2 separate regions of the Homo sapiens genome follow, and region 2 is linked to region 1. A link is a loop called in an ENCODE intact Hi-C map of the cell type or tissue named here. Cell type or tissue: PC-9. All regions are shown on one strand. Links, peaks and the distances in the headings refer to the core of each region. The heading gives the core; the rest is flanking DNA. Region 1 holds the start of MIR30C2 (microRNA 30c-2). Region 2 has its middle 110 kb from the start of OGFRL1.

Region 1 (17,011 bases), core at 4,477-12,476:
AGGCTCAGAGAGGGTTCTAAGAGTACTCAAGGTCACAAAGTTAATCAACTGTCTAGGGAAGCTAGAATTTCAAGTGAACCCTATCTCTAATTTGGCTCAAGAAAGAATTTAAATTTAAATGACCAGATGTAATTTTCAAATTTGTATACATGTTACATGAGTACATTCTCCTTTTAAAATATTGCCAATAAGGTTGAAATCATCTTTGATACCCAAGTTCTAGTCCCATCCCCTCCTCTTTTCTCCAGTGGTGACTCACACTATCGTTTCCAGATATCCCTCCCTGTCACACACGCGTGCACATATACTGTGTTAAATACAGAGATGGGTGGTCGCTTACCTGTGTGTTTGATACATAATAGTATTTGGTCAAAGTAACTTTTATACTGGTAAAACCTCTTCATTGGAACAATAATGCCTCATCAAAATCTGAACTCATACCACTAAGTATTATTATAATAATTTGGTATTCTATAGCAGTAACAGTTATTTCCAAAGACATTCCAATATGCCTGTAGTAAATATTCTAGATTTAATTAAAATATTGGCAGGACTACCGTTTTCCAGATTAAATTAAAAAGCAATTATTAGCATTGCAGATTAAGTTTTTAAATGAATATTTCAATTCAGCGACACTGGCTAGAATATCTTCTGTTTTGTCACAGTGTCACAGATCCCATCACCATCACTGTAAACTAAAATTAGCTAACTTTTAAACATAAGACCCACAATTATTTATTATAGCCCAAAATATCAGAATGTTCTTTAGCTTATAACCTTGCTCATAGAATATACTGGGGAAAGGACTCCAAAAATTGTCTATAAGAAAATCTTGGTTTTTTTTTTTTAAATCACTTTCATTGGAAATCCAACTGTAAACTCATATTGTTAAAAAAGTTCCCATAATGTTAATTTTTTTGGAAATTTGCACACTTAAAAGGAAACTAATATTGATAGGCAGCTGAAAAATATATATATTCACATATATATTTTGAATATATATTCATATATTTTCATATATATGAATGTCATATATTTTCATATATATGAATGTCATATATTTTCATATATATGAATGTCATATATATTTTCATATATATGAATGTCATATATATTTTCATATATATGAATGTCATATATATTTTCATATATATGAATGTCATATATATTTTCATATATATGAATGTCATATATATTTTCATATATATGAATGTCATATATATTTTCATATATATGAATGTCATATATATTTTCATATATATGAATGTCATATATATTTTCATATATATGAATGTCATATATATTTTCATATATATGAATGTCATATATATTTTCATATATATGAATGTCATATATATTTTCATATATATGAATGTCATATATATTTTCATATATATGAATGTCATATATATTTTCATATATATGAATGTCATATATATTTTCATATCTATTTCATATATATATGAAATTCATATCTATTTCATATATATATGAAATTCATATCTATTTCATAAATATATGAAATTCATATCTATTTCATATATATATGAAATTCATATCTATTTCATATATATATGAAATTCATATCTATTTCATAAATATATGAAATTCATATCTATTTCATATATATATGAAATTCATATCTATTTCATATATATATGAAATTCATATCTATTTCATATATATATGAAATTCATATCTATTTTCATATATATTTCATATATATTTTCCATATATATATATATAAATTCATCAGAACAAGGTTGTCTTTTTTTCTTCTGACCACACCAATGTAATGAAACAGTAAGTGTGAAAAAGAAAAAAAAAAATACAGGAATCAAGAGCCCAAAGAATTTTTAAGGAAACCATGATTGAATAGGTTATATCAGACTGACTGGTCTCCTAACTTTGATTCTGCCCACACCATTCAATAGAAAGAGGACATGGAATTCCAGCTATTCCCTCCACTATAGAATTTACTACATTTTAAATTTAAACAGGTTAATTTAAGCTACAGTAATAATTTGAGACAGAATCTCATCAAGCACAGATTCAAAGTACCACACTTTGAGGTCAGAGTGGAGAGAGCTTTTCCCTTGGGATGAACATGAGAAGGTTAATTAAAGAGGAAGTGGACTTTCTCAGAGCAAAGGGTATTTTCATAAAACCATGGAATCTTTGAGTTGGCTAAATCTCCATAAATTTTATGAACATATTGTGTTCTTTTATCTACTGTAAAGTCACATTACTGTTGATTTTCCATATATTTTAACTGTAGTGAGTTATTCTATGCTGTAATTTTCCTTTAGGATCCAGGGTAAATAAAAGCAAACTAGTATAAGAACCTTTATAAGTTACTGTAAGTGAAGGAGGCTTAAAATAGGGTGTGTACTGTTACATTTTCATTATGATTTTCTCATAGTTTTTCCTTGGAAATTTCCATGTATTCCTTAAGGATGTGTTTGTCACATATGGGAGATTTGGATCTTGCTTTCAACTAGGGAATGATAATTTTCCATTAAATATCCATCCCATATACTAGGCAAGGTGAAAGCTGAATGGAAGATGAAATGGCAAATGTTAGACTAGGCAAGGGAAGGGAGCAGGTGGCAAAGTCGCTTGTGGAGATATGCCCAAAGAATATGATGCAAAGAAGCATCCTCACCAGGGAATTTTCCTTCCATCTCTAAAATCCACCAATGTAGGAGACCTGGAGCCTGACTTTAAGAATTAGTAAAGCCTTGGCAGGGTGCAGTGGCTCACACCTGTAATCCCAGCACTTTGGGAGGCCGAGGAGGGTGGATCACAAGGTCAGGAGATCAAGACCATCCTGGCTAACACGGTGAAACCCTGTCTCTACTAAAAATACAAAAAATTAGTCGGGCGTGTTGGCAGGCGTCTGTAGTCCCAGCTACTCGGGAGGCTGAGGCAGGAGAATGGCGTGAACCCGGGAGGCGGAGCTTGCAGTGAGCCGAGATTGCCCCACTGCACTCCAGCCTGGGCGACAGAGCGAGATTCCATCTCGAACAAAAAAAAAAAAGGAGTAAAGCCCATTACTGGGCAGGGCATGAGCTGTAGAACATCCTTGTATACAAGATACATTAAGCTTTAAATCTGGGAACAGTGTTTTTTCTCCAGTGAATCATTCATGGCTGTAAAGCTGCTACATTTTAATTTTAAAAATGTAAGTTTTTAAATTAAAAACTTTACATACTGTAAAGTTGCTACATTTTAATTTAAAAAATGAACATTGGGAGTTGGGAAAAGCCACTGTGTATCCTGAAAGTTGATGTGTAATACTGCAGAATATTTTTAAATCAATGGATAAGGTTTTTTGATACAGAATGTGACAGATTTGATCAAATATAATCTACATTTGAAATAAATGTATTTTCATTCAGAACTAAAAATGACCAAAGGCTAGTTTATTGGAGATTAGTTTTATGTGACTAAAATGCCTATTACATCAGAAGCCCTACTGAAGCAAAAGAGAGTGGCTTTCACGTTACAAAAGGAACTTTTCAGACTTGACTTTAAGAAGTTAAAATCATTTCATGTAGCTAAAATTATTTTAGTGACTATTTAATAAGGTGTGGTTCTTTCCATGTAGAACATTTTAAGCTCTTACATAATTATTCAGTATTGATACCCACATTTTATGACCATTTTCTTTCATTCTTGTCTATTTTTAAACTGTTTACATAGATTTCTTCTCTGCATTTACTGTGTATCCTGGTTTTTCTTCACTTGAAATCCATCATGAAAATAAAATTTTAAAATAAGGCTGCCTTCATAAAAGGTTAACTTTCCAGGAGTTAATGCCATCATTTAAGGAGAGATTGCTTTCTCTTCTTAGCTATGAGTTCCTTAGAAAAGTAAAACAGCCTAACCTTGAATTTTGGGGGAATAAAAACAAAGTTTTAGAAACTGGTAAATATTTTTTATTTAGAGATTTTTAAAACCTGAATAATCATCTTAACATTGTTAACCCATTGTCAGGTGGTAGATGGCATCATTCATTCATTCATTCATTCATTCATCAAACCTTCACTGAGAACCTCCTTTAGTACCAGACAAACCCTGGATACATGTTGTGAATTTCTTCTGATGAAATGAAGTTAAGTTAAACGAAACATGGTGTTTCTTCCCTAGTAGAGAGATGGATAGGTAAACAAATAATTGTAATAAAGTATCAGTTCTGTGATCTAGGCATATGCAATTATGTGACCTAGGCACAGTATAATGGTGGTAAAAGGAAAAATGAACAATTCCTCCTCAGGTTGGGGGAGGGGTGTGGGTGTTAGGGATGACGCTGACCAGAGAGGATTCACAAGAGAGAATACTTGATTTGGGATTTGAAGACTGTATGGGCACTTGCCAGGTAGAAGAGTAAGCAGAAGTGCAGAAACAGAATAAAGAACAGGTTTGTGTGATTTAGTTCTTCAAGTGTTTTCACCCTTTCAGTTGTGACAGAATTCAGTATTCAATGAGCATGGGGTCATAACTTTGCAGCCCAGCCCATTCAAGTTATCATTCTTAGGGCTCTTTCCTTCTCCACTTCTCTTCCTATTCTTTCCCTCCTGCATGAAAGGCCTTATGAAGCCCAAGCCAGGCTTGTGAATTACCCATGACTTCTCCATCTCCACAGTGCCTCTCCCCTCAGCTACTCACTCACTGAATTCTGCTGTTCTTCTTGTCTTTATAATTTCTCATATTCATTTTCTCTGTGTTCTTACTGCCTCTTCCCTAATTAAGGCTCCCATGCTCTCCCTTACACTACTGCAGTGATTCTTTTCCTGTTTTCCTTACCTGCCACCTTAAAGCTAGAGTAAATTCTCTAAAGTACTGACATGGTCATCCCACTTGCCTGCTTACTATCTTTCACTCGTACCCATCGTTTGGAGATAATGCCCAAACCCTTTAACCTGGCACATAAGGACTCCCATCTTTCCCTTGTGTCTCTCCCCTTACCCTTCACCCACATGCATCTTTGACTCCACCTCTGCTGAATTCTTAAAGGCCTCAGCATACATTACCTTTGTCTTTCTTTCTCTATTGGATGACTGTTCTTTCTGGTACACTTTAAGCTACACTATCTTCTTCACTGCCCACCCCTTCCAAATTCCCATTAGCACCATCTTCACCTAGCTAATTTTATTCAGGCTTCAAGACTCAGCCTGGCTATTAGCCAACTCAGAAGTGTCTTTTGACCCATCATAACACTTATAGTAATGGTGTATGTGTCTGTCTTGCAAATTAAGCTGTGTCCTTCTCGAAGGTAGGGATGATACCCTTCATTTCTCATCACCTAGAATTTAAAACATTGCTGATATATGGCAGGCAGTCACAATTGTTTGTTGAATGAATGAATGAATGAATGAAATGAGTAAGATCCTGTAACAGTTTGGAATTATATGCCACCTGGGTTTACAGTGTAGTCTCTTATCAGGTAGGTTTGTTCTGAGATGTATAGTAATGATGACTTTCTTCTTCGCCCAAGTATTTTGTGTACCTTAGACCAGTTTAGCAAATGAAGTCCAAGAACTATTTGAATAAGTCATTCTTAGAAAATAACTTTAGGAAGCAACTGACTCCATTCATGTGTATGCCTCTAATTGTAGGTTCACTTCTGTCCGAATATGAATTTTTAAAATAATTTTAGCATTATATTAGCAATTTGCAATATACCATTTTTATGCATGTAAAGTTGTATTCTAACATATTTACTTTTTGCTCATTTGATTAAATTTATTACTGTGTATCCCATCATTAAGGTAACTAATTTTCAGTAATTAAACTGTTGGTCTTCTGTTTAGCCATTATTCTCAGTTCTGTGCAGGAGTGAGCTGAAACAAAGTTGTATAGCCCAGAGAGTGAGAAGCTGCATTTCATGTCTCCCAACAGTCAGAAAGGGATTATGTACTGTTTAAGGAAGGAGTTTGGCGAATATTTTGAAACCCTTTTGGGAAAGCATAGAATATTGAAAATCCAAAATTAACCAAATCCGTGAGTGTGCAAGCTCAAAGCTAGAGACCTTAGGAATATCTTAGGATGTGCAAAACAGGAAGAAAACAAGAACTGAGCAGGCAGCACTAAGTAAGTGTCATATAGCCTCCCCACCCACCCTTCCAACCCTACTCCTAAAAGAGCCATAATTTAGTCCCAAGTATACTTTTCTGATCTTTTCCTGTGACATATTATGGTATCTTCAAATGGTACTGGGTTTCCTGAGGCTTGTGCTGCTGACTGCCAACCCCATCCTAGAGAGCACTGAGCGACAGATACTGTAAACATCCTACACTCTCAGCTGTGGAAAGTAAGAAAGCTGGGAGAAGGCTGTTTACTCTTTCTGCCTTGGAAGTCAACTAAAGAGAAATGGATTTTGAATATTTCTATGTCTTAGAATTGATCCTATCCCGTGTTTGTTTCTGAGGTCAACTGTAAAAGGAAAAAAGGTGAATTGACTAAGTCATCCAAAGAAATGTAAGATAATCTATAATATCAGTTATATTTGAACTGTTTCACTTAGTTTAAAAAGAAAAAAAAGATTACCAAATACCCAAGTGACAAAAGTTCTGGTTAACTTGTATGAGGCTACATTTTGTGGGTTGCTGCAGTCTGATCTGTAAAAGCAACACATTACCTATACGTTAAGCTAAACATTTCTCCTTTAACCTGAGAGCATTCCACACTGAAGTCTGCTTTTCTTGAAGCAAAAATTCTAGTGTCCTTGGACTTGCTATTTTATCAGGGATCAAAGGCACCTTGGAGCCCCATGCTTTAGGAATTGTAATGGCAAACAATAAGGTCTGCTCTTTAAAGCTAGAATATAGTTACACATTTCAGGAAAAAATAGAATTGTTGTTGGAGGACGGGAGAGGAAGGAAAATGTAGAGGTAAGGGATGGGATGCAAGAAGTTAATTTTAAGAAAAATCTACAGAACGAACTCATAAGTTCAGCCTTAACCAGAAAAACTCTTTCATGTAAATCGTTTAAATCAAAGGTCTATTAAACATCTAATCTAGAATGTAACTTACCTGAAATTTGAGTCCATTGCTGATTTATTTAAAATTATTATGAAATAAGCCTTCTTGTTAAAGAGAATATTTAAATAAGGCATATTTTTATATAACAAGCCCTTAAGAAGTTAAATAATTAACTTAATGCTTCTATTAAAAATTAAACAAATCTGAACAAAATTACTCTAGTCTTGGCATATCAGCATATATCAGTCATTTAAACTAAAAGACACTCTACTACTTTAGAAGTATTAGAGGAGCTTTTAATTTTACCTCCGCACTGACTGTAGAGCCTAATACAATAGGAGTAATTGTTTCATATGAGTTTATAGAAAAAAAGTTTAAATACAATGACTTTAGCATGTGATTTCAGGGAAGTATTTGAACAGGCTGGCCTTGAAGCAGTGGTAGACACTGTTGAAGTGCCAGCTTGATTGAGTCATTTACCTTTTTAGGTTTGCCTACAGGCTTAAGAAAACCCTCTTTGAAACAATGCTCTACAGTCTTCTCAAAGAAATAATTGTTATAGATGTTTGAAATTTTGCTTTCTGCTAGGAGAGGCAGATAATATGGGTAAGGGGAAAAGCAACTCTAAGCAGCAGAGAATGATGCATATGCTTTGCCATAGCATTTTATTATTCTGCCTAAATTAAAAGGGGGGACATTCAAATATTCCAGATCTAAATTTATGGTTAACTTTTAGTCATGAATGTAGGTGTTTCAAAGCTTATTGAAATACATGCTGAAATTCATTCATCATTCAAGAATTATTTATTGAGCATCTACTATGTGAACTTCTAGGCACAGGGGATATAGCAGAGAACAGAAACAAAGTCCTTTTTCTCATGGAACTTACAAGAAAATATATAATGTGTCAAAATATAAACATCTTGTGTATCTATGTAAAATATCTAATTTTATTCAATCTTTTTATTGCCTTGTCCTCCAAAACCAAGTGTATTTAAATATTCCAGAATATTTCTTTCATTGACTATGGAAAACTTTGATATAAAGCTATATAATTTTGGTTTTTGTTTAGTATTATTCTTCTAGATATGTTCTAGTTGTTAACTAGCCTGTTTTGTGACATGAGTAAGTAGGATTATTAAGCATGCTTGAGAAGTTATATATATATATTTATATATTTATATATTTATATATATTTATATATATTTATATATATATTTATATATATTTTTATATATATTTATATATATTTATATATATATTTATATATATTTATATATATTTATATATATATTTATATATATTTACATATATTTATATATTTACATATATTTATATATATTTATATATATTTATATATGTTTATATATATTTATATATGTATTTATATATATAAATATATATATGAGGGGGCTTCAAAATATTCATGGAAACATTGAGTTAAAAGCTACAAATAAAAAATATAAATTTTATTTCTCAGAGTAAGCTCCATCAGGGTCAAGACACTTTTGTAAGCAATGATACCAGACATTTATTCCATCCCTAAAGAACAGGGTCTTGGGAATTTCACCACATCAGTGCCATCTTTTTAACATTATTAACTGAAGAAAAATGAGTGCTCTGACAGATTTTTTTAAGATTAGGAAACAAAAGTCCAAATGAGCCAAATCAGGACAGTAAGGTGGATGCCTAGTGACATTCCACTGAAACTCTGGCAAAATTGCCCTTGTTTGATGAGAAGAATGAGCAGAAGCATTGTCATGGTGGAGAGGGAGTCTGGTATAGCTTTCCTGGACATTTTTCTGCTAAACCTTTGGCTAGCTTTCCCCAAACACTCTCATAATAAGTAGATGTTATCATTCTTTGGCCTTTCAGAAAGTTAACAAGCAAAAAGACTTAAGCATCCCAAAAAACTGTTGCCATGACCTTAGCTCTTGACTGCTTGGCTTTTCTTTGACTGCACCACATCCCCTTCTTGGTAGCCATTACTTTGATTGTGCTTTGTCTTCAGGATCATACCAGTAAAGCTGTGTTTCATCTCCTATCACAATCCTTCAAAGAAAAGCTTTAAGACCTTGATCTCACTTGTGTAAAATTTCCACTGAAAGCTCTGCTCTTGTCTGCAGCTCATCTGAGTGCAATGATTTTGGCACCTATAGAGTGGAAAGTTTGCTCAACTTTAATTTTGCAGTCAGAATTGTGTAAGCTGAACCAGTTGGAATGTCTGTGGCGTTGGCTATGGTTTGTACTGTTAATCATCAGTACTCTTCAATTAGGGCACAAACAAGATTTTTTTTTTCCTTGCAAATTGATGTAGTTTGTCTTCTATAGTGGGCTTCATCTTCAACATCATCTCATCTTTTCTTAAAATAAATTATTCATTTGTAAACTGCCAATTTCTTTGGGGCATTGCCCCCACTAACATTTTGTAAAGCAGCAATGATTTCCTGATTTTCCCACCCAAACTTCCCCATAAATTTGATGTTCTTGCTTTAATTTTAGCAGAATTGACATTGCTCTGATAAGGGCTCTTTTCAAACTGATTTCTTATCCTTTTTTGTGCCTCAAAATAGATCCTGTTCAGACATGTTACAAATTAGTACAAGTTTATTTTGATATAAGAAAAAATTGAAATCCATGTATAGTTTTTCCATAATATGTATTTTCCATGAACTTTTTGAAATTCTTCGTATTTGCTGAGATGATATTGCTAAGGAGTTATATAATATAAAAAGTTACATGTTTGTGTGTTTATATATGTTGCATATGTTATATATATTCAAATTATCATTGTATCTGATACAAGTAAACATATTAATTTGAACCTAACTCTATTCAAGTTTGTAACTCTCTAAATACTGGTAAGGATGATTTATCTTTATGTTATGTTTATATATTGGTTGCTAAGCAAACGCCATAAAGACTTTAAAAGAACAGATTACTTTTAAATGTAAACATCCATTTATATTTGAAAAAAGACATAAGCTTTAATTGACAAGCTTTGTAAGCCTAATTGTGTCATTAAAAACTCAGTAGAAATAAAGGTATCATATGTACTTTATTCATTTATGAATTTATAGTCTCCTTGTCTCTATTTGTTCGAATTAGTAATTCTTTATAATACCTAGTGGTGATATATTTCTATAAACTACTCTGGCTTAGATTTCTATAAATGTAAATATAATTCTGCTCTCTCTCTCTTTTTTTTTTTTTTTTTGAGACAGAGTCACGCTCTTGTCGCCCAGGCTGGAGTGCGATGGCGTGATCTCACCTCACTGCAACCTCCCCCTCCCGGCTTCAAGCAATTCTTCCGCCTCAGCCTCCCAAATAGCTGGGACTACAGGCGCCCGCCACCATGCCCGGCTAATTTTGGTATTTTTAGTAGAGACGGGGTTTCACCATGTTGGCCAGGCTGGTCTCAAACTCCTGACCTCAGATGATCCACCTGCCTTGGCCTCCCAAACTGCTGGGATTACAGCCATGAGCCACTGCTCCCGGCCTGCTGTCATCATTTTAAAATAGCAGAAAGCAGGTTATTAATTACAAAATTGGGTTTTAGGTGTTATTTTGGTTAACTTTATCATTGGAAAACTATATGGTTAATATATAAAAATCAGTTGTATATCTATATATCAGCAACAAACAAATAAAAATGAAAATTTTTAAAAGATACTTCTTATAATAACATTAAAAACTATCAAATGCCCAAGGGGAAATCTAACAGACGATGCATAAGACCTCCGCACTGGAAACTAAATATTATTGAGATAAATTATAGAAGACCTGAATAAATGGAGAGATAAACCATGTTCATAGAGAACAGGACTCAGTATTGTTAAGTGGCTAATTCTCCCCAAGTTGATCTGTAGATTCAGTACAGTCCCAATCAAAATGTAAGCAGGTGTATGTTTGGAAATTAATAAACTGATTCTAAAATTTAGAATTCAAACAGCAAAAGCTAGACAAGATAATCTTGAAAAAAAGATGGAGAAATTATGCTTCCACATATCAAGATCTGTTACAAAGCCATAGTAATGATGAGAGTGTGATATTGGCACAATGGCAGACAGATACACAACAGATAAATGATAAATAGAATAGACACACTATTATGATAAAGATGATACTGAAGTACACTGGAGACAGGATGGTCTATGGATCCTAATACGAAAGGTAAAACAAGGCTTCTAGGAAGTAATATATAGAATATCCTTATGACCTTGGAGTGGGCAAAATTCCCTTAAAAAACTCCCAACACAACACCAACCAGAAAGAGAAAAAACTGGTAATTTGGATTATAATACCAAGAACTTCTGTTCATCAAAAGACAACATTAAGAAAATGAAAAGGCAAAATATACCAGAGGAGGTATTAGCAACACATATAACAAACAACTTATATCCAGTATATATAAAGAATTCCTATAAATTAATTAGAAAACACAAGCAACCCAGTAGAAAAATGAGCAAAGATTTGAACAGATAATTCACCAGAGAGGATATGTAGATGATCAATTAACATAAAAAGTTGCTCAACCTTATTAGTCATCAAATAAGTGCAAATGAAATCACAGCTCAATGGCAAGACACAACTACTAGAATGGGTAAAATTAAAAAGACAAAAAAATCTGGTATTGGCAAGGAGGTGGAGTAACACTGCAGATGAAAGCATAAGTTGGTACAGCCACTTTAGAGAACTTCTTAGTGGTCTCTACTTACGCTGAACAGATCCATATCCTGTGACCCAGTTGCTGTTACCTACCTCACAGAAATTTGCACAGTGTTCTTCAGAAGAAATGAATAAGAATGTTCATAGCAGCACTATTTGTAATAGCCCCAAATCAGGAATTATCCAAATGCCAACAGTAGGATTCGTAAATTGTGAAATATTCGTACAACAGAATACTATCTAGCACTGAGAATGAATGATTTGCAACTTCTGATATAAGTGCATCTCACAAACATAAAGTTGGACAAAATAAACCAGACACTGAAGAGAACATACCGTATGTTTCTATTTACATTAATTTCAAAAACAGGCAAAACTATAGTTATCTATGGTGATACATATCTATGGTGACTCATGCACTTTTCTGATTGTATGTTATACTTTAATTAAAAGTTTCTAAAATTAAAAAAAAAAACGCTGTATTATCTGGTCTTAAATAAGGCAGGTAAAACTCTTATTCCAGCAGTCACTAAGAGAAACTTTATCCCAGATCATCTTTCTCTAAAAACATAGCAACAGCACATATCTTGAGGAACGTTCTCTGAAACTGGCATAAAAGATTACGCTATCCATAAGCAAAGAGACGTTTCAGCAAACATTCTCTTTTCTCCAAAATACTGCAGTGTATACTGTCTTCTAGAACATCACTTCCCTCAAAAGCTACCAGTCCACCTCATTTTCTGGCAAGTAACGAAATTACTGAAAGATGAGGAGAAAAAAGGCTGATGTTAAAGGGCATTCGGCTGTTGCCATGTTGCTGCATTGCCTCACTTACCCACGTTGTAAGAAAGAGGTCAAAACACGGTTAACTGGCTTACCCAGGGTTATATAGGCTCTCGGTAGAGCCGCAGGAGGACTGAAGGAGACACTGCCAGCTTCTGACTCTGATTCTTTAATCTTTTCTATAGTCAGGTAACCCAGGATTGGGACAGAAAAACATAAGCCCTCTACTATCATATTTGTTGAATGTAAGATTTCCTCAGAATCAAGAATATGAATAGATTATGCACTTACTGTTCATATTTTTAATTTCTAGAATGGCTATTATGATTAGTTTTTGCTTTTTCTTTGGACAAAAGAATTTTGTGGTGCTAAAAGTGTCTTTTAAAATTTCCTTTTATTATGGAGAAAAAAAAAAGCTTTGTCCGGACACCGGTGGCTCAAACCCCTAATCCCAGCACTTTGGGAGGCCAAGGCGGGAGGATTTCTTGAGCCCCGGAGTTCAGGACCAGCCTGGGCAACATAGTGAGACCTTGTCTCTACAAAAAATGAGAAATGAGGCAGGTGGATCTCTTGAGCCTGGGAGATCGAGGCTACAATGAGCTGTGATTGTGCCACTGCATTCCCACTTGGGTGACAGTGAGATCTTGCCCCCCCCAAAAAAAAGAAAGAAAGAAAAAGTTTCAACCAGCCTGAACTAAGAAACTTTAAAAATATTCAACCCAAACTCAAAAACCGTGATTCCTTCAGCAAGGCACGTATGCTAACAAAGTCCCCTTGAAGCGTCTCTTCTGGAGACAGTACAGTCCCACAGTAGTGTTTAGAAATGTGTGCAGTGTGCAGGCATTTTTGCTTGTCACAGTAACTGCAGAATGCCACTCCTATGAGGCTTGGAATAGTCTCATTCAACAAGAAATAGTTTTGAACAAAATAACAGTGCCCTCACCAGGATGAACATTCTTAAAGTTATCATTTACTTCTAGGAATATTTGAACTATACATACATTTATGTCTTCAGTTTAACACATCTCTGTAGTATACTAGTTTGCATGTCTGAGATAAATATGATGGTCTGGATGATCTTAACCACAATTAAAGAATAAAAAATTACCTTAAAACTGACTTTTTAAATGCCCTGTGACTTTAAAGTGTCTAGAAACATTCTGTAATTTTGAATTCATCAAAAGCTTTGTCATCAAAAAGCCAAGTATGGCTTTAAAATACTTCTTTTTGGCCCAGGGAGAAAAATACTTTTTATTTTAACCTCCAAGTTTCATCGAGTAGATTAGTTATTTCTGTAGTTTGGTAATGCCCATTATTTGAGAATCTGATAACATCCAGGACTTCACCATATAATTCAGTCACTTGAAAGCCGTGAATTTCTGGCTGTACTAAAAAGCTTTCAACACTAGGGTTAGGTGTTCCTATGAAGACAAATAAAATTCCACATTTTTAAAAACCACCTTTGGCCGGGCGTGGTGGCTAACGCCTGTAAAATCCCAGCACTCTGGGAGGCTAAGGTGGGCAGATCACGAGGTCAGGAGATCGAGACCATCCTGGCTAACATGGTGAAACCCTGTCTCTACTAAAAAAAAAAAAATACAAAAAATTAGCCAGGCATGATGGTGGGCGCCTGTAGTCCCAGCTATTCGGGAGGCTGAGGCAGGAGAATGGGGTGAACCTGGGAGGCGGAGCTTGCAGTGAGTGGAGATCCTGCCATTGCACTCCAGCCTGGGTGACAGAGCAAGACTCCGTCTCAAAAAAATAAAAAAATGAAAATAAATATATAATAAAAACCACCTTTGAATTTAAAAATAGTTTTAATGTTGGAGCTAGCCCAGTTGTATGAGTGTGCTGAAGAAGCCAGTCTCTGCTTGCCTTCCTATAGCTCCAATTAGACATTTTTAATTACAGTGCAATCGCTGCAACTATTCTGGGCCATTTCAACCCATCCCACTCCACGAATACTCAGCTCAGTCTTAGCATTGGACATCAGTAGCAAGCAACTAGATGCTCCCACCTCAGGAAGCTTCTAATTTTGTGGGGACTACCCCTGTTGTGCTTATTGCTAAACTTATACTTCAGTGAACCTTTCAATTCTACATAATATATTCCAACTCATTTTGTGGAATCTGATTTTTTTTTTTTTTTGCTGACTTTCCTTTCACAGGTATTTAGTAAGTCAATGACGGGCAGCAGCAAGCCAGGCTTCTATTATAGTAATAATAATCAGATAACCAATAATCACTGAGGATTCTGTACATTCCAAAGCCATGCCAGGGGTCAAGAGCAAATACTTAGTGTCCTTACTATGTACAGGGCACTATTCTAAACATTTGGCTTATATTAACAGATTTAATCCTCACAGTTCAATATGCATGAACATTATTTTTCAGATGAGGAATCTGAGATGAAAGAGATTAAGAAAACTGCCCAAGGTTATGCTAACGAGCCTTAAAACTGGGATTTCAGCCTAGGCAGTGTGGCACCAGAGGTCTGATCATGACCATGAAGTGATAAACACAAGTATCCTCTAAGTTAGGTATCATCGTCTTAATTTTCCAGGGCAGGAAACTGAAGTTGAAGGATTTAAGAAAATGTGGTAGTAACTGGAGTTGTTTATGAATCTTCCCGTTCTCCTCTGGCACATGAGAAGATTGTGATACAGGATTTTTTGCTCCTTAGTTTAGCTAAATCCAGTTCTTGTCTTACAACCAGGAAAAATTAGGCACACAGAGACATCGAAGACTGAGGAGGATGGAATTTATTAAGTGAAAAGAAAGCTCCCAACAAAGAGAGGGGTCCTTCATGCAGGTTTCCACCTCACAAAAATTGAATGGCAGGCCACCACACGTGAGTTGAAGAGGCCAGGCTCTTTCCCCTCATAATTCATGAATTCCTGGTGGCTCCACCCATTCTCCTAGTGGTTGTGGGGCATGCCCAGACAAGCCCCCTGTGCTGGCTCCCATATCTGCACAAAGCATCTGGTGTAAAGACTTGTGGGTCGGGTTGGAGATGTGGCTGTGTCCTGCCTCTATCAATTGCACTTCTCTACATCTTCTGAGGTTAGGTGTGGCTGTGTGACTTGTTTTCATCAATGAAATGTGAACAGAAGAGCCAGGGAAGTATTAAGAGCTTGTGTGCCCTTCCTTCTGTGTTGGTGAGAGGTTTTTCAAGACGGAGGCTTTGTCACCTTGATCCTTGAGTGACTAGACTGGATAGTGCCCCTCTGCTGACTGCTGTTGGACACATTGGTTAATTGATAAACTTCTGAGATTCAAGGCAGGGTTGGAGGAAGGAGACTATTTGTAACCACACGTAATCTTGTCTAACTTAATTTGCCTAAATATCTTTCACACACTCTTAAGCTTGTTGGTGCCAGGTATTTATCTGGAATCGAGGGCTCTCTGACTTAACAATCCATGGTTTTTTCATTTATTTCCTCTCTTTTGGTATCATATGACCTGCAGGAACCCAAATTTCATTCTTTTGCTTGCCTTTTAATTTTATGATAGTAATGAAAGTGCCTAAAAAATTCAATCTGATGTCTATGGTTAGTCTAAGATTAAGATTAAGAAAATGTAGAGGAAAAATCTGTCATTCTCTGGCCTACATGTTTGGTCTGGAGCTTTAATATGATGATCTGCAGGATTAGGAGAAATTTTCCTGGCTTGCTTAATCCCGAGATTCAAGTTCTAGCAAACAACCGTCAGCAATAATGTTAGCTAAAGAATGCTAATATGTCCTAAATGTTACTCATATTTCTCACTGTGCTTATAGTTTTCATGGTGTGAGCTGCTACAAGAGTTCACCCTTTTTTAGGTTGTCACTCAGACATTCTGTAAAGTAATTCCATCATCCATATATATATATATATATATATATATATATATATATATATATATATATATGTATGTATGTTACTGAAACGCCATGGGTTCATCTGGGTCCTGCCGCTTGCTGCACAGAAAGCCAGTGACTGAGACGAAGAGTACTGCCAAGGAAGAAGGCTTTAATCTGATGCTGCAGCCAAGGAGATGGGAGCTCAGTCCCAAATCCATCTCCCTGACCAACTAAAACTAGGGGTTTATATAGCAGGGTCTTCCCTGCTATGTAACAATGTGTAAGAAAACAAGAACTAGAGAGGAGGGGTAACGAAGCAATCATGATGAATGAAGGGTCTGGCATCTCATTGTCTGGATGTGGTGATCTGGTGAGTTTCAGTTCTTTAATTTTCTTTTTCTTTTGAGAGGTCTGAATGTGGTTTCCTGAGGAAGGAACTCTGATAAAACAAATGTAAGTTTCAAATTTTAAAACCAGATGGGCAATTTCTATGTTTATCCAAAAAAAACTGTCTAGGGGACTATTGGGTCGGTTTCATATATATATAAAATCACTTTATGTACACAACACCAAATTATCCGGGTTCATATGTTTAAATTTAGAATTGTGGGGATTTCCCAATCTACCAGCTGAGTATGCTCAACAGGTTAGCTGGATAGCATTGACTATCATGACAGTGAACAACAGAGAATCACATGCAACTCTGAGTCTTTCCTGAGGAGTATCTTCCTGA
Region 2 (17,011 bases), core at 3,405-11,404, 190 kb after region 1:
TGTTTTTGACTCATAAACTACTTAGAACAGTTTCTTTCTTTTATTTTTTTAAAGAAAGTCTTGCTCTGTTACCTAGGTTGGGGTGCAGTGGCACAATCATGGCTCATTGTAGCCTTGAACTGCTGGGTTAAAGCAATCCTCCAGCCTCAATCTCCTAAGTAGCTGGGTGGGACCACAGGTGCATACCACCATGCCTGGCTAATTATTTTATTTTTTCAGAAATGGGATCTTGCTTTGTTGCCCTAGCTGATCTCAAACTCCTGGGCTCAAGTGATCCTCCTTCTTTGGCCTCCCATAATGCTGGGATTATAGGTGTGAGCCACTGTGCCCAGCCTAGAACAGTTTCTTAATTTTCAAACATACTGACTTTTTTTTCTAGTTATCTCTTTGCTATTGAATTCTAGAATGATTGTAATTTGGTCACAGAATGTAATTCCTATGGTGCCAAACCTTTGGAATTTGTTGAGACTTGCCTCATGGTCCAGTATGAATCAATTTGTATAAATGTTCCATGGGCCCTTGAAAAAAGTGAAATGTGTATTCTGCAGCTTACGTCCATTAAATTCAGCTTGTTAATTCTGGTGCTGAAATGGCCTAATCTGCATTGAGTCTTTTGTCTGCATTAAAATACTCTGAAAGAATACATAGGAGACTAGTACATTGCTTTGAGACAGGGAACCATGTGGCCATGGAGGAATGCAGAGCTCTCTCCATTCCAGATAGCATTGCATCTCCCCAGGCCTGGACCTTGCTATTAGAGGAACTGCAAAGGAGACCCCCAGACCACCTCCTGATCCTGGAAAGACTCCCAATCCCTGACACATGACACTCCCAGCTCACTACAACAGTCTGACAAAGACAGTAATCTTATGAAGGGGACTAAAATTGAAACCGACAGTATGTTTTCCCCTAAGAGAATGTCAGGAGTACACCACCCTTCCTCACACCCTTACTTATCTCAGTCAGTATGAACAGCTCAAGGTGTTGGGTCACATGCATTATTTTTTTACCTTTTTCATAAAATTCTGTACATCCGCTCATCTGACCTAATCCCACACACTGACCCATCCTAAAAACTTTCACTGCAATCTTGGGAACTGAGCCATGTATCAGCAAAATCGCCTGTATCTTCAACCTCTCCTCAAAATGCTCCTCCAACCTCTTACTTTGACTGAAACCTGCCACCTTGCTTTGTATTTAAGTGTCACAAAGTTGCTATTTGTTTTCTCACACCCCTACAGGGTCTGGAGCAGAGTGGATGTCCTCATTATTGCTTCTAGACCAGCGCTCTGGAAGTGTGGTCTACAGACCAGCAACAACCACGTCACCTGGGAGCTTGGAAATAGAGAATCTCAAGTCCCACCTGCAACCTACCGAATCAGAATATGCATTTTAACGAGACCCCCCAGTGCTTTGCATCAACACCATAATCTATTTTCAAGCAGAACACTCAAAGTAAGGAACAATCTGAAGCCCACAAAGCTACACCAGACATTGCTTCTGGTTTCTTCTATGACTGCCGCTTGTCTGTTTCTCCCACTTCCTTCCTTAGCTCCACACAGACTCTTGATGTTCCTCAAACACTCCAGCATGTTCCTGCTTCAGGAGCTTTTTATTTATAGCCTCCTCTGTCTGAGACACTTTCCCATCAGTTAACCTCACAGCCCACTCCCATACTCCATTCAGGCCTCTGCAGAACCCACTTTTCAGACAGCCCTCCTTGATTGACCTACATAAATACAGTAGCTGCCTACCTGCCCACAATTATTGCCTACTTTCTTTTTCTTCTAATAGCTTTAATATGTATATATTATTCATCTGTTTCTTTAATTCATTTTATCAATCTCTTCCTTTCTCTGTTTCTCTATCATCACACACACAACAATAAAAGGCCCACATCAGGAGAAATGTCCTCTATTTTTTTTGACTGCTGTTATCTCCAGCATGGAGAACATGTTTCCAGCATGGAAAACAATACCTGCATATTGTAAGTGCTCAATAAACTATTTCCTTACAAAGTAACAGATGAATGAGAAGCAAAGATGAAAAAAAATGCTGTCACTGTATAACCATATATACCTTCCAAATTTGAACCATGGGAACATTATTATCTGCTCAAGAAAAGATTACTTAAATGTTTATTGTTGCCGTCAGCAAAGATTTTAGTTATTTATTTTTTAATTTGTACTATTTTTATTGTTGTATTCCTATTGTTTTACTAATAACACTTTTTAAACTTTTAGCTTCATGGGTACATGTATAGTTTATTATATATGTACATTGCATGTCATGGGGGTTTGGTATACAGATTATTTCATCACCCAGGTAATAAGCACAGTACTCCTCCATAGGTAGTTTTTCACTCCTCATCCTCCTCCCAACCCCTACCCTCAAGTAGGCCTTTGTGTCTGTTGTTCCCTTCTTTGTGTCCACATATACTCAGTGTTTAGCTCCTACTTATAAGTAAGAACATGCTATTTGGTTTTCTGTTCCTGTGTTTGTTCATCCATGTTGCTGCAAAGGACCTGATCTCATTCTCATTCTCATGATCTCATTCTTTTTTACGGTTGTGTAGTAATCCATGCTATATATGTACCATATTTTCTTTATCCACTCTACTGTTGATGGGCATTTAGCTTGACTCAATGTCTTTGCTATTATGAATAGTGCTGCAGGGAACATTCACTTGCGTGTGTCTTCACGGCAGAATGATCTATATTCCTTTGGGCATATAGCCAGTAATAGGACTGCTGGGTCCAATGGTAATTCTAGTTTGAGTTCTTTGAGAAATCACCAAACTGCTTCTCACAGTGGCTGAACTAATTTACACTCCCACCAGCAGTATATGTGCATTCCCTTTTCTCCACAACCTTGCCAGCATCTGTTATTTTATGACTTTTCATTAATAGCCATTATGACTGATGTGAGCTTGTATCTCACTTTGATTTGCATTTCGCTAATGATCAGTGATGTTGAGCATTTTTTCATATGCTTGTTGACTGCATATATGTCTGCTTTTGAAAGGTCTGTTCATATCCTTTGCCCACTTTTTAATGGGGTTGTTTGTTTTTTGCCTGTGAATTTCTTTAAGTTCCTTACAGATGCTGAGTATTAGACATTTGTCAGATACATAGTTTGCAAATATTTTCTCACATTCTGTGTGTTGCCTGTTTACTTTGCTGATGGTTTCTTTTTGCTGTGCGGAAGCTCTTTAGTTTACTTAGGTACCATTTGTCAATTTTTTTGTTTTGTTGCAATTGTTTTTGGTGCCTTTGTCTTGAAATATTTTCTAGGTCTTAAGTCCAGAATGGTATTTCCTAGATTATCTTCCAGGGTTTTAATAGTTTTGGGCTTTACATTTAAGTCTTTAATCCATCTTGGGTTGACTTGTATATAGTGTAAGGAAGAGGTCCAGCTTCAATCTTCTGCATATGGCTAGCCAATTATCCCAGCACCATTTATTGAAAAGGGAATCCTTCCCCTATTGCTTGTTTTTGTTTACTTTGTTGAGATCAGAGGGTTGTAGTTGTGTGGCATTAATCCTGGGCTCTCTGTTCTGTTCCGTTGGTCTGTGTATCTGTTTTTATATCACTACCATGCTGTTTTGGTTACTGTAGTCTTGTATTGTCGTTTGAAGTCAGGTAATGTGATGCCTCAAGCTTTGTTCTTTTTGCTTAAGATTGCACTGGTTATTCAGGCTCTTTTTTCATTCAATATGAATTTTAAAATAGTTTTTTTTATAGTTCTGTGGAGAAGGTCATTGGTAGTTTGGTAGGATTAGCATTGAATCTGTAATTGCTTTGGGCTGTATGGGAATTTTAACATATCGATTCTTTCTCTCCAAGAGCATGGATTGTTTTCCATTTGTTTGTGTCATCTCTGATTTCTCGCAATTCTCATTGTAGAAATCTTTCACCTCCCTGGTTAGCTGTATTCCTAAGTATTTTATTCTTTTTGTGGCTATTGTAAATGAGATTATGTTCTTGATCTGGCTCTCAGTTTGGATGTTGTTGGTGTATAGGAATGCTACTGATTTTTGTACATTAATTTTGTATACCGAAATTTTGCTGAAGTTGTTTATCAAATTAAGGAGCTTTTGGGCTGAGACTATGGGGTTTTCTAGGTATAGAATCATATCATCTGCAAACAGGGATAGTCTGACCTTCTGTTTTCCTATTTGGTTGCATTTTGTTTCCTTCTCTTGCCTGATTCTTCTGGCTAGGACTTCCAGTACTATGTTGAATAGGAGTGGACAGAAAAGGCATCTTTATCTTGTTCCAGTTTTCAAGGTGTATGTTTCCAGCTTTTGCTCATTTAGTATAATATTGGCTGTGGGGTTGTCATAGGTGGTTCTTATTTTTGAAGTATGTTCCTTCAATGTCTAATTTGTTGAGGGTTTTTAACATGAAGCGGTGTTTAATTTTATGAAGTCTTTCAACATCAACTGAGATGATCACGTGGTTTTTGTTTTTTGTTCTGTTTATATGATGAATCACATTTATTGATTTGTATATGTTGGACCAAACTTGCATCCCAGGGATAAAACCTAATTGATTGTGGTGGATTAGCTGTTTCATGTGCTGCCAGATTCAATTTGCTACTACTTTGTAGAGGATATTTGCATCTATGTTCATCAAGATTATTGGCCTGAAGTTTTCTTTGTTGTGTCTCTGCCAGGTTTTGATATCAGGATGATGCTGCTCTCATAAAAGGAGTTAGGGAGGAGTCCCTCCTCCTCAATTTTTTGGAATAGTTTCATTAGTAATGGTACCAGCTCTCCTTTATACATCTGGTAGAATTGGGCTGTGAATCTTTATGGTCCTGGGCTTTTTCTGGTTGGTGGGCTTTTTCTGGTTGGTAGGCTTTTTATTACTGACTCAATTTCAGAACTCATTATTGGTCTGTTCAAGGATCCCATTTCTTTCTGATTCAATCTTGGGAGGTTGTATGTTTCAGGAAATTGTCCATTTCTTCTAGGTTTTCTAATTTGTGTGCATGGAGGTGTTCATTGTAGTTTCTGAGGGTTTCTTTTTTTTGTATTTCTGTGGGGTCAGTGGTAACATCCTCATTGTCATTTCTGATTGTGTTTATTTGAATTTTCTCTCTTTTTTTCTTTACTAGTCTAACTAGAACTCTTATTTATTCTTCCAAAGAACAAATTCCTAGATTTGTTAATCATCTTTTGTATGGTTTTTCACATCTCAGTTTCCTTCAGTTCAGCTCTGATTTTGGTTATTTCTTTTCTTCTGCTAACTTTGGGGTTGGTTCCTCTAGGTGTGATATTAGGTTGTTAATGTAAGATCTTTCTAACTTTTTGATGTGGACATTTAGCACTATAAATTTCCCTCTTAACACTGCTTTAGCTGTGTCCCAGAGATTCTGGTATGTTGTATCTTTGTGCTCATCAGCTTCAAATAATTTCTCAATTTCTGCCTTAATTTCTTTGTTTACCCAAAAGTCATTCAGGAGCAGGTTGTTTAATTTCCATGTAATTGTATGGTTTTGAGTGATTTTCTTAGTATTTATTTCTATTTTTATTGTGCCATGATCCAAGAATTGTTTGGTATGAATTCGGTTTTTTGAATTTGCTGAGAATTATTTTATGACCAATTGTGGTCAATTTTAGAGTATATGCCATGTGCAGACAGAAAGAATGTATATTCTGTTGGTTTGTGGTAGAGAGCTCTGTAGAGGTCTATTAGGTCCATTTGATCAAGTGTCGAGTTCAGGTCCTGAATATCCTTGTTAGTTTTCTTTACTGATGATGTGTCTAATACTGTCAGTGAGATGTTGAAGTCTCCCACTATTATTGTGTGGTTATCTATGTCTCCTCATGGGTCTTTAAGAACTTCCTTTATGAATCTGGGTGCTCCTGTGTTGGGTTCATATATTTTTAGGATAGTTAGTTTTTCTTGTTGAATTGAACCCTTTGCCATTTTGTAATGCCCTTCTTTGTCTTTTTTTATCCTTTGTTGGTTAAAGTATGTTTTGTCTGAAATTAGAATAGCAACCCTTGCTTTTTTCTGTTTTTCCTTTCTTTGGTAGATTTTTCTGCATCCCTTTACTTTGAGCCTGTGGATGTCACTGGATGCGAGATGGGTCTCTTGAAGACAGCATCCATTGGGTTTTGCTTCTTTATCTAACTTGTCTCTCTGTGCCTTTTAATTAGGAAAAAAAAAATGGAATGCTTCATGAGTTTGGCTGTCATTCTTGTGCAGGGGCCATACTAATCTTTTCTGTATTGTTCCAATTTTAGTATATGTGCTGCCAAAGCGAGCACTACTGAAATGGTTTTTAAAGTTGCCCTAACATCCACTGCTTCCCTCTATTCATTCACAAAGGAAGATGTGCTCCTTCTCTGGTTGAAAGACTACTCATCAAAATAGAATCTTTATTCCACTTTCTTCTGATTTCACATAAAATTGGCTCCAGCAATATTCCCTCACTCTACTTTATTTCCACTTAAACCTTTAAATGTAGTCAGCCTTTGAATGTAGTCAGGATTTTCCTTCAGAGAAAACAAGCAACCTGCCTAAAACAGACTATCCATTCATGCTTATCCAAGTCTCTTCTAAGTGTTGATTACACTTGCTGCCATTCACTTCTCAATGTGTTGCATTTTGCCCTTTGTTCCCACTAACCCACTTAACTTAAACTAACCCACTATTATCTCCGATTATTAGATACAATTTCTGTTTTTAATCTCACTGGATGGTGCTGTCCTGTTGTCCCCCTAGATTTTTATCTTTCCTTCTCATCCTTTTTCACTGACTCTTAAATGTTATGGTTCTCCAGGGTTTGCTTCAGACCCTTTCTTTCAATGTGACCTTCTTGAGTGGTCACATTCATTTTACAGTTTGTGTCTACATGTTGATAACTTGTAGAGTTAACTAATCTCTAACTCTGTCTCAGACTCGCCCACAGGTGTCTTTCTTATAAACAGCTAAAAACATGGAATAAAACAGATGAAGACATGGATATTACTATATCTGGGGAGGATACAAGGTCCTCCCTGGGATGGGCAATGTGGACCCTGCTTGTCTCTCTGGCCACATCTCCTTCTAACTCCAGCAACTCCCAAACATGTGATATTGTTCCTAGTCCTGTGCCTTTGCTCATGCTAACCATTATGCTTGTAACACCCTCACCCACCCCACTGCATTCCTTTCTTGGAATGACTAAGCATTCCTATCTCTCCAGGCTGGGCTAGGTGCCTTCCCGCATTCCCCATCCTCTGTAGCAACATCTCTCAAAGCATTGACTAATACTGTATTAAAACCATCTCTTTGTGAATTAGCTCTTGCCCTTTATCTGTGAGGTTCCTCAGGGCAGATGTTGGGTCTTATCGATCTTATTCTCAGTACCAAGCACAGGGTCTGTCATATTAAAAAGTGCTCAACAAACAGCTGTTTAACTGAACTGGTAATTACATTGACTATATTAGGCTCTAAGAAAAACTAAGGAAACAAGAGATGGTTTCCCCCTATTCTTTTGCAGGAATAAAACCACACAATAAAAGCCCTACCAGACAATTTTCACATGTGAATCCATCTGTTCTGTGAGTATACTCTGGAGGTGTTTGCTTCAGATCAAATCAGGCTATAAAAAGAGAACTGAATCTTGATCAGGGGTTGCCAGAGTATGGCCTTCTTTAGAGCTAAATGACAGCTCTAGTTATAGATTTTGTTTCTAAGGATGACATTGGTGCTGCAGTACATTGCAACAGGAATGCATCAGTGTGAGAGCACTTATGATGGTTTCCTTTCCCCCTCAGCATAAAAATAGCTTGTCCCTCTAGGAAAGATAGCCTGACTTTATTAATGAAAGTGAAATTCTTCCTAAGGCCCTAACAGTATATTTAAAATGAATAGAAAGCACCACCAATGACAGATAAGATGAATTTTGCCCAAATTGTCCTGGAGCCCTTTCCTATGTATTTTGGAGAATATGAAATAAATACATGGGTTACCATATCTTCTGAAAAGATATTGAAGACACATTTCTTTACTCTGACTTTCCTATATGTATTTCATTCTATACTTACACAACTTAAAGTTACTGTTCTGAGAAGTGGTTTCCAGTTTTCCCAATGAGAAGTAAAAATGAGTTCTTAAACCAGAAATAAAACTTTCATAAAGTCACTTTAAGGGTTTATATTGTATCCCCCAGCAACTTGTGATTAATAGATTGCATGTTTAACATTAATATCCATGTTTAAAGAGATCTCTGGTTACCTAACACAATTTCTTTATTCCTTTTAGCAACATAGTTCAATTTTTAAAATACAAGTGTTATTAAAAACATCTCAAATCTTTCCTTGCCTTGCTTTTTTCTAGACAATTGTATAAACTTGAAAGCACCAAGTAGCTATTACATCTTCCATTTTTACTTCTTGGACTTAGACTGTTTTACTTCCTATGAAGCAAATGCCTTTGATATATATACACTTTGATAATAACTGGTAACATTATCTGACCTTAAAGGTTATTGGTAGAGATGAACATATTATAATGTTTTCTTATTTCTAAAAAAAAAAAAATACATCCCGACTTCATAGCTTATAATTTTGCCCATATCAGATATGAAGGTAAGAAAAGCTACACAACCTATAATTTCTGTTTTTGATAATAGAGGATTATAAAACCTGTTCAGAATTTATCCTCATTCTGTAAGAATGTGCCCTATTCCAACAGACATTTCAGAACATCAATTACTATGCATGCAGTAATTTTGAGATATTATTTATAATTCCTTAAAATGAAACTAAGATCTTTCTACTCTAACCAGTTTTAAATAAGGATCCGTCAGTGAATCCAGGACTAGTACTACATGAAATTGTCAGAAAAAAAAATGTGTCTATTTTTTCAGGGAGAGAGGATCAGTGGTTTACATCAGATTCTCATTGTTCTCATTGTGATTAACAAAAGGCTAAATTCCACTGAAATAAGTAAAGCCTGCTCGTAGATATTCTTCCTTCTATCCTTTCTTTCATTTCTTCCAGTATCTTCTAGATTCAAAATTCACTGGAAAGTACATTGAACTAGAAGTCACAAAACCCAGGAGCTACTTCCAATTCTATTATTTACTAACCATGTGGCTTTGGGCAAATAGCATTTCTCTAAGCGTTAGTTCTCTTATCCTAAAATATAGATAATAATGCCCTACAGTTCCCCACCAAATGGGGAGGGCATAGCCTGAGTTATCAGAAACCAACAGCCGATTCCCCTTTCCTGAATGGAGATAAACATAACAATAAATCAACATAATAATTAGAATGTAAAAGAAGAAATCACTTTCATGGTTAAGACATTTTAAAATTTCACTCATCAGTTATGTAATGAAAAAGATGTCAAATCAGGAAAGGAAAAAATGTGATTTATTTAGTCAGTGGGGAGGACAGACACCCTGGTTGCCAACCATGCCGGTTCAGAGTGACAGCCCTGGAAGGCTGCTCTCGGATAAAGTCATTCCTGTCAGCATTCTCACTGACATTCTTTATAAGATACATTTTGCTACCATTACATTAAATTTAACTTATGTTATAAATGATGGGAAAGTTTTTGTCTTAAAAATAGTCACTCCATCTGTATTCTGAAATTATTCTATTTCACCGCCATTGTTTATTGTGCTGTCTCAACCAAGCACTGTAGTCCATTCCATATGGGACACATCAGAGTAGCAATCTTTTTGATGGTTCAAACCTCAAATAAAATAATGTATGCATAAAGATCCCTAAAGTATTTAGTTTAAGTGTTCTTGCACACAATTCAACAATTTCTGAGTGATGCTTTTTCTCCCATTTTCTTCCTTCTCTTTCTCTCTCTCACTCATCCTCTCAATAACAGACAACAACAAAAAATCAATATAATAATAACTAGATGTTAGTCTATTTTGTGTTGCTGTAAAGGAATACCTGAGATTGGATAATTTATGAAGAAAAGAAGTTTATTTGGCTCATGGTTATGCAGGCTGTGCAAGCATGGCACCAGCATCTGCTGGGCTTCGGATGAGGCTTCAGGAAGCGTTTACTCATGGAAGAAGGCAAAAGGGGAACAAATGTGTCCCATGGTGAGAGAGGAGGAGGTGCCAGGCTCTTTAAACAACCAGCTCTCACATGAACAAATAGAGTGAGAACTCTCATTCATTACCATGGGGAAGGCACCAACCCGTTCATGAGGGATCCGCCCGCATGACCAAAACAACTCCCATTAGGCTCCTGCCCCAACACTGGGGACCACGTTTCAACGTGACATTGGGAAGGGAACAAATTTCCAAACTATATCACTAGCATATAGTAGAACTTACTATCTGCCAACCATTCCACTCAATGCTAATAAACATATTTATGACATTAATGGATTCATGATCAATGTATTATTTCATTTAATGTTCTTTACAACCCTATGAGGTAGGTACTATTAATAATCCATTTTAAAGCCAAGGAAACTGAAGCACAGAGAGGCTAAGTCATTCTTGACATAAATGCTAAGTGATGGAGCTAAAATTAAAACTCTAGATATTAGGCTTCTGAGTCTCAAGCATCAAACACAATGTAATGAATGTGAAATAAGGGTAGGACACTAGCATTCTTTCAGCTGTCAACAAGTATTTCTTGAGTGTGTAGAAAGTGGTAGATCCTGTCCTATGGTGCTGGAACTATGAAGGTAAGTAAGATGTAATCCCAGCTCTCAAGAAGTTTACAGTCTATTTCTGTGCTGTCCAATATGGTAGCCCCAAACCACCATGTAGTTACTTTAATTTAAATTTAAGGAATTTTAATAAATAATTTAAATTAAATATTTATAATTTACACTTAAGATATAAATTATGATAAACTAAACTAAAACAATTTAATTGAATATAATTAAAATTAAATAAAACTTAAAATTTAGTTTTTGGTCATACTAGCCATATTTTGGATGCTTAATAGCCACATGTGACTAGCGGCTGCCGTACTAGACAGCACAGATTAGAACATTTTCATCATTGCAGCATGTTCTATAGGAAGTGCGGGTGTGCTTGTGTAGGGGTGGGGGGATCAAGTAAACAGGGAACTTTTCAGTAGCTTGTATCAGCGCTATGCAGAGTGACAGGGTGCCTTAGGAGCACAGAAAAGGGGACACCTGACTCAAGCCACAGGACTTAGAAATAGAAATGCTTTTCAGTGCAGGTGAATAGATCTAAGCCAAGATCCAGAAGGTTAAGTGAGAATTAGGCAGACAAAGTGAGGGAATGGATATTTTAGGCAGAGGTGAGATGTTTCTTAGCTATTTTTTAGCATGACTCTTCCAGATCAAATATTTGGTACTTAAGTACTATTCTCAAAGAATCTGAAATATTAAGGCAAAAATACCTGAGAGCCCAGGATGGAAATGGGTCATGGGATGGGGAAAGGAAATGCCCATCCTCATCCTGATGTTTTATACTCTGCCCTACAGCAATGCTGAGCTGCCAGCAAACAGGCGCAGTCTCCTCCAGCTTTTATCAGGCAGCCGCATTAATCAGAGACTTTCAACTATCATTCCATACCACAGCAATGTGAAATGCTCCAGGCTGTCACCTAGTCCTTTCAGGGTAGTTTCTCTTTATTTTATTTTAGTCCCATTTCTTAAAATGTAGGGACTGTCAGAGTGCAGTGACAATTATGAGAATTTCAAAGGTGACTTTGCCTATCAAGCCGATTTCCTAACAGCCTGATGGAGTGGATCATATCACTCATTATTTTCATGAGGAAGAATGCTGTAGTGTGGCGATTTACAGAAAAGGTTATTGAATATTGAGGTAATAATATTGTAACTTTTCCTCCACATTTCAAGGGCATAAGTTGGAAACTGTCATTAATATGGTGAAATCATAGATATTAACAAGGATTTAATAAGTTATACACACACACAAAAATCCATTCTCAAAGGAATACATTCAGAAGAATACTATTCATTAATTCATTGGCAAAGGATTATATGAATTCAAAAAGGAATTAAAACTGAATGACTTATGAGACTAAGTAGGAAGATATACAAATTTTCACTTTTAGGCCATCAATTTTCATTTTTCTGAGTTGAATAAGACTAAGGGGATTTTTGACTGAAAATAAACTTGGACATACAGGTTTGTCTTAACCTAAATTGGCCCCATGTTTTCTTTAATCTTTATTTACCTAGAAAGGCCCATGACTCTTTTTTCAAATTAGATTCTGTTTTTTTTCTCCTTACATAAAAAGACAACAGGAGAGGGAAGGCAGGGATAATTTCTGGGATCAAATATTTAAATTTTGTTGTCTCCTGAAATGTTTTTATTTCATAAATAGCCTCAGTGTGTGCCTCTGTAGTTATTGTTTCAGCCTACTGTTCTATAAACTAGAAGTAACCTCAACCATAAAACTCAGTATATTTATTATTATTTAATATTTTAATGCATTATTTAGCAAACGCATTCCATTTGTTAAACTTTTGTAGTACACAGAGCAGTATCCTATTTATCACCCTGGATCCACACAAGAGCCCTTTAATGTAGGCAAAACAATTAGCATTGCTGCCATTTTAGCAAAGAGAAAGTCTTGCTAGACTGAGAGAAAGTCTCAGCTAGGCTAAAATCGTGGCCCAAGATCATGGAACTGGTCCTCAAACACAGTCTCAAGATTCAGTGCTCTTTTCACTTTGAGCCAATAAATCTGGGGAAATAGAACAGCAACTAAACTAATAACTGTCATTCAAGGTCAGTCTGTTCATCTTAATTAACACAGGCTGGGAAGGCACAATCATTGATGGGTTCCTCTCCTTGAAGTTACATTATTGGCCTAGCTGGTTGTGATAGTGATTGGAAAAACAGAAACTAGCTCTAACGAGAAATATGTAACCTGGGTACAAATGAGTGGTGGCTCTGGAAACTCCAGCAAAGGCACGTACTCTGCAGTGGAAGCATGAGAAGGGAATGCTGGGGTGGGAAGGAGCACTGTAAGCCTGGAAAAGCAGCAGCACACATTTCTGATACTATTCCAAGGCTCTCATCCTTCTACTACAAGAGGAGGCATTGGTGATTCTATTGATTAAGAGAAGAGCACAGTGGAGCTGGAAAATGCCATAGAAATAATTTCTTTCAACCTCTTAATAAAGAAAGAAATGGATTTAAACAGGTTCTTCACCACCCCAGTGTCCCACAGCTTGACAAAGCCAGGACTAGAACCAATATCCTCGAACTGCAAGTGCAATGCTTTTTAACAGAGACTTTAATTCAGCATTAACCAAACTGTTCCATACAGCTTGAATATCCTGTGAGATGTGAACAGATACTTCTATAAATAAAGAAAACAAATAAATAAGGAAGGTTAGGCTTCCACATGCAAATAAGTTTGGGAAATGCAGTTAATCACTATTTTAAAACTTTATTTACTGTAAAAATTCTCAGAACCTTTACATGATAATAGGCACTATGTATTTTTAAGGGCAGCAGATATATTATGTATGATTTCCCCAATTTCTTTTTTACCATGGAACATTTCTTTGAGGAAAATCCTACTACTATCTATATCACAGCATATTACATTTCCACAGAGTATAGTTTGGGAAAAGCAGGTCTAATGTTATGAAATGTTCTCAATGGACTTTCCAGAGTTCTTCTGAGTGAGTTTTCATGTTTTTTTTTGTTTTAATGTTTGAAAATAGGGAATAAAAAGAAATAGTCTCAGCTTCTGGCAGCACAACTCTCTTTCTACAAAGAACTAGAAAATAATTTTATTAAATGTCTAGGCTCAAAGAAAGTAAGAACAGTCTTCAAGGGAGTCCTCCACTTCTAAAAAATACCATGAGCTAAAACCTGAGCACTGGGCCATATGTACATGCGAGTGCATGCGCACAAATACATGCACACACATGCGCGCGCACACACACACACTCCTAGGAGAAAGGAAGGCAGGGATGCCCTAAAGAAAGAGGCTGATATCGGCACAACACTCAAGAGAATAAGCCTTGACACAGAGGCAATAAGGACAAGCTGAACCTGAGGCTGAATTAAATTGAATTAAATTACAGACCCAGTGAAGATGCTAAATGGTAGCACATTCTGGCATCTAGCAGAAGCAAAAGTAAATTTCCGAAAAAGAAAAATATCCTCAACATAAGTCTTAGAATCACCGCAGGTTTGGATAGACCAGTTGTGGGCTCAAATCAGAATCACTGAACATAAGGAAACAAATAAGCATGAATGAAAGGCAGCAAGGAAAAAAAAAAGATTTCGGTCGCCAAGAATTTCATATACAACAATTATAAGAAAAATATTATAAAATAATTATGTAAGCAACATTTTTTTAGAAAACATAAAAGAATGGACTTCCACTTCCAGGAAGACAAAGTAGGACATACTTTTCCTTACTATTTTCACTAAGTACAACTAAAACCCCAAGCCATTATACAACAAACATAAGAAGCCTATAAAAGGTAGAGAAAAGGAAGCAAACCAGCTAAAAATCACGGGACCCAAGAAACAATAAGCCCCATGTGTTTTTTTTTTTTTGCTTCATATATTCCAGGCTTTGAGCTAACGAATCCAACAACCCAGAAACACCAGTGGGTACAGATAAGAAAAAAGTTCCAACAAAAGTCTGCTTTCTGTAGCCAATAGTCCAGCAAAGGAGCAGCCTATCAAGACAGAAAACTTCTAGATGATAACTACTCTATCCCTGTCAAACACCACAGGAAAACAGTGTGGCCCCATACCCAACCACACCAACAAAGGACAAGTAGGGCCTAGACTTCTACCTTCCAGTGTTGTTATGAGGCCCCCAAATACTCCCTCCAGAGTGATGTTAGAGAAGACTAAGTAGGGAAACAGGCTTTTATCCCCATTAGTCAATAACAATTTCCTTACCCATGGTGCTAGTGGAAACCACATATCATCCTAGACTTCTGTCCACACCCAGTAGTAGCAAGATACCATTCTGAATCCCCACTGATAGGGTGTCAGAATAGGCCTAGTGGAGAATTTTTTCACCATCACAGTGGTGATGGGGCCACAGCCACTATGGTGTTAGCGGAGATCACGTGGGAAGCCAGAACTACCACTCACTCCTAGCAGTAATGAGAAGCTTCACTATTGGTGTCAAAGGAAACTGAGTGGGAAACCTGAACTTTTATTTCCACATGTTATTAACATAGAAACATCCCTCCCTTTCCCTACTGGAGTGGTATTAGAAGGGGAAAATCACATCTTACTTATATGGGAGAAACAAGTAGAATGACAGCAGATTTCTTATGAGAAATCACAGAAGCCAGAGGAAAAAGTAGCAGAATGTTTTTTCAACTGCTGAAAGGAAGTGTCAACTGAGAATCCTAACTAGCAAAAATATGCTTCAGTAATGGAGAGAAAATCAAGACATTCTCAAATGAAGGAAATGAAGAAAAACTAAGAAAATCTGTCACCAGCAGACCTACCCCATATGAAAAGCTAATTAAAATTCACTGTGGCTGGGCATGGTGGCTCATGCCTGTAATCCCAGCACTTTGGGAGGCCGAGGTGGGTGGATCACCTGAGGTCAGGAGTTCGAGACCAGCCTGGCCAACATGGCAAAACCCCGTCTCTACTAAAAATACAAAAATTAGCCAGGTGTGGTAGCATGTGCCTGTAGTCCCAGCTACTTGGGAGGCTGAAGTAGGAGAATCTCTTGAACCTGGGAGGCAGAGGTTGCAGGGAGCCAAGACCGCACCACTGCACTCCAGCCTGGGTGACAGAGCGAGACACCATCTCAAAAAAAATTAAAAAAAAAAAATTCACTAAACAGAAAGAAGACAATAAAAGAAGGAAACTTGAAATATCAAACAGGAAGAAAGAACACAGTTGGCAAAAATATGGATAAATACTACTAACTTTCTTTCTCCTAAGTTTTTTTAAAAGTTGTATTTCACAAAAAATAATATTATATGGTGCCATTCTAAATGTATATATAGAAAACATTTAAAACAATTATAAATAGAGTGGGGTAAAAGGACATAAAAGGAGGTGATTTTCTATATTTCACTTGAACTGGTAATTTTATGACACCAGTAGACAGTGACAATTCTGTATATAAAATGTAATACTTAGAGCAACCACTAAAAAGTTATATAAAAAGGTATACTCAAAAGCTCTACAGAAACATCAAAATGGAATTATAACTAATGTTCAAATATCCCATAGGAAGGTGTAAAAAAGAAAGCAGAAAAGTTAAAAGCAGAGAAAACAAATAGAAAACAAAAAATAAGATGACAAACTTAAGTCCTAATATATGAAAAATGATAGGAAATATAAATGGCCTAAATACATAAATTAGAATAGAGATTAGCAAAGCAAATTTAAATCCACCAAAAGACATAAAAATCTTAAATGTGCATATGCCAAACAAAAGAGCTAAAAAAAATGTGAAGCAAAAACTGATAGAACTAAAGGAGAAATACACAATCGTCAATTATAGTAGAAGACTCCAACACTGCTCTCAACACTTGAGACAGCTAGATAGAAATCAGCAAGAACGTAAAAGAACTCAACATTATCATCCAACACCCTAATTGATATTTATAGAATACTCCACCCACCAACAACTGAATACATATTACTTTCAAGTTTCCGTAGAACATATATAAAGTAGACAATATCTGGGTCATAAAAATACCTCAACAAATTTAAAATAATAATATTTAAACTTATACAGTGTGTTCTCCAACCACAACATAATCAACCTAGAAATTAATAACCAAAAAAACAAAATCTCCAAACACTTGGAAACCCAACAATACATTTTTAAATAGGCTGTATGTCAGAGAGGGTGCCTCAAGGAATTTTTAAAAAAATATACATTGACTGAATGAAAATAAAAATAAAATATTTCAAAATTTGTGGAACATGACTAAAACAGTGAAGAAAGGGAAATTAATAGCTCTGAATGCATAGAATGGAAAAGAAAAAAAGTGCCAAGTTAATCACGTAAGGTCCCACCTCAAAAACCTAGAAAAACAGAAAGCAAATAAACCCAAGGCAAGCAGAA

Evidence for each region. Peaks named below come from ENCODE experiments on the same cell type or tissue, not always from the same donor. Only the 100,000 strongest peaks of a DNase experiment are listed, where the experiment ranks them.
Region 2: a loop joins it to region 1, with 3 times the contacts of the local background. A loop is called at or near these places in 3 of 110 quality-filtered maps.

What each region holds. Positions count from the first base shown.
Region 1 is chr6:71,366,300-71,383,310 of GRCh38, reverse strand. MIR30C2 (microRNA 30c-2) reads left to right here and starts at 6,280; the gene lies at 6,280-6,351. RefSeq lists an enhancer at 14,765-15,964. In PC-9, for the core only: no CTCF peak of the experiment used is centred there; no DNase peak of the experiment used is centred there.
Region 2 is chr6:71,171,881-71,188,891 of GRCh38, reverse strand. It overlaps the pseudogene RNU6-411P. Among named protein-coding and RNA genes, the nearest start is that of OGFRL1, 110 kb to the left of the region's middle. RefSeq lists a silencer at 7,092-7,386. In PC-9, for the core only: no CTCF peak of the experiment used is centred there; a DNase peak (open chromatin) is centred at 7,181; H3K27ac peaks cover 465 bases.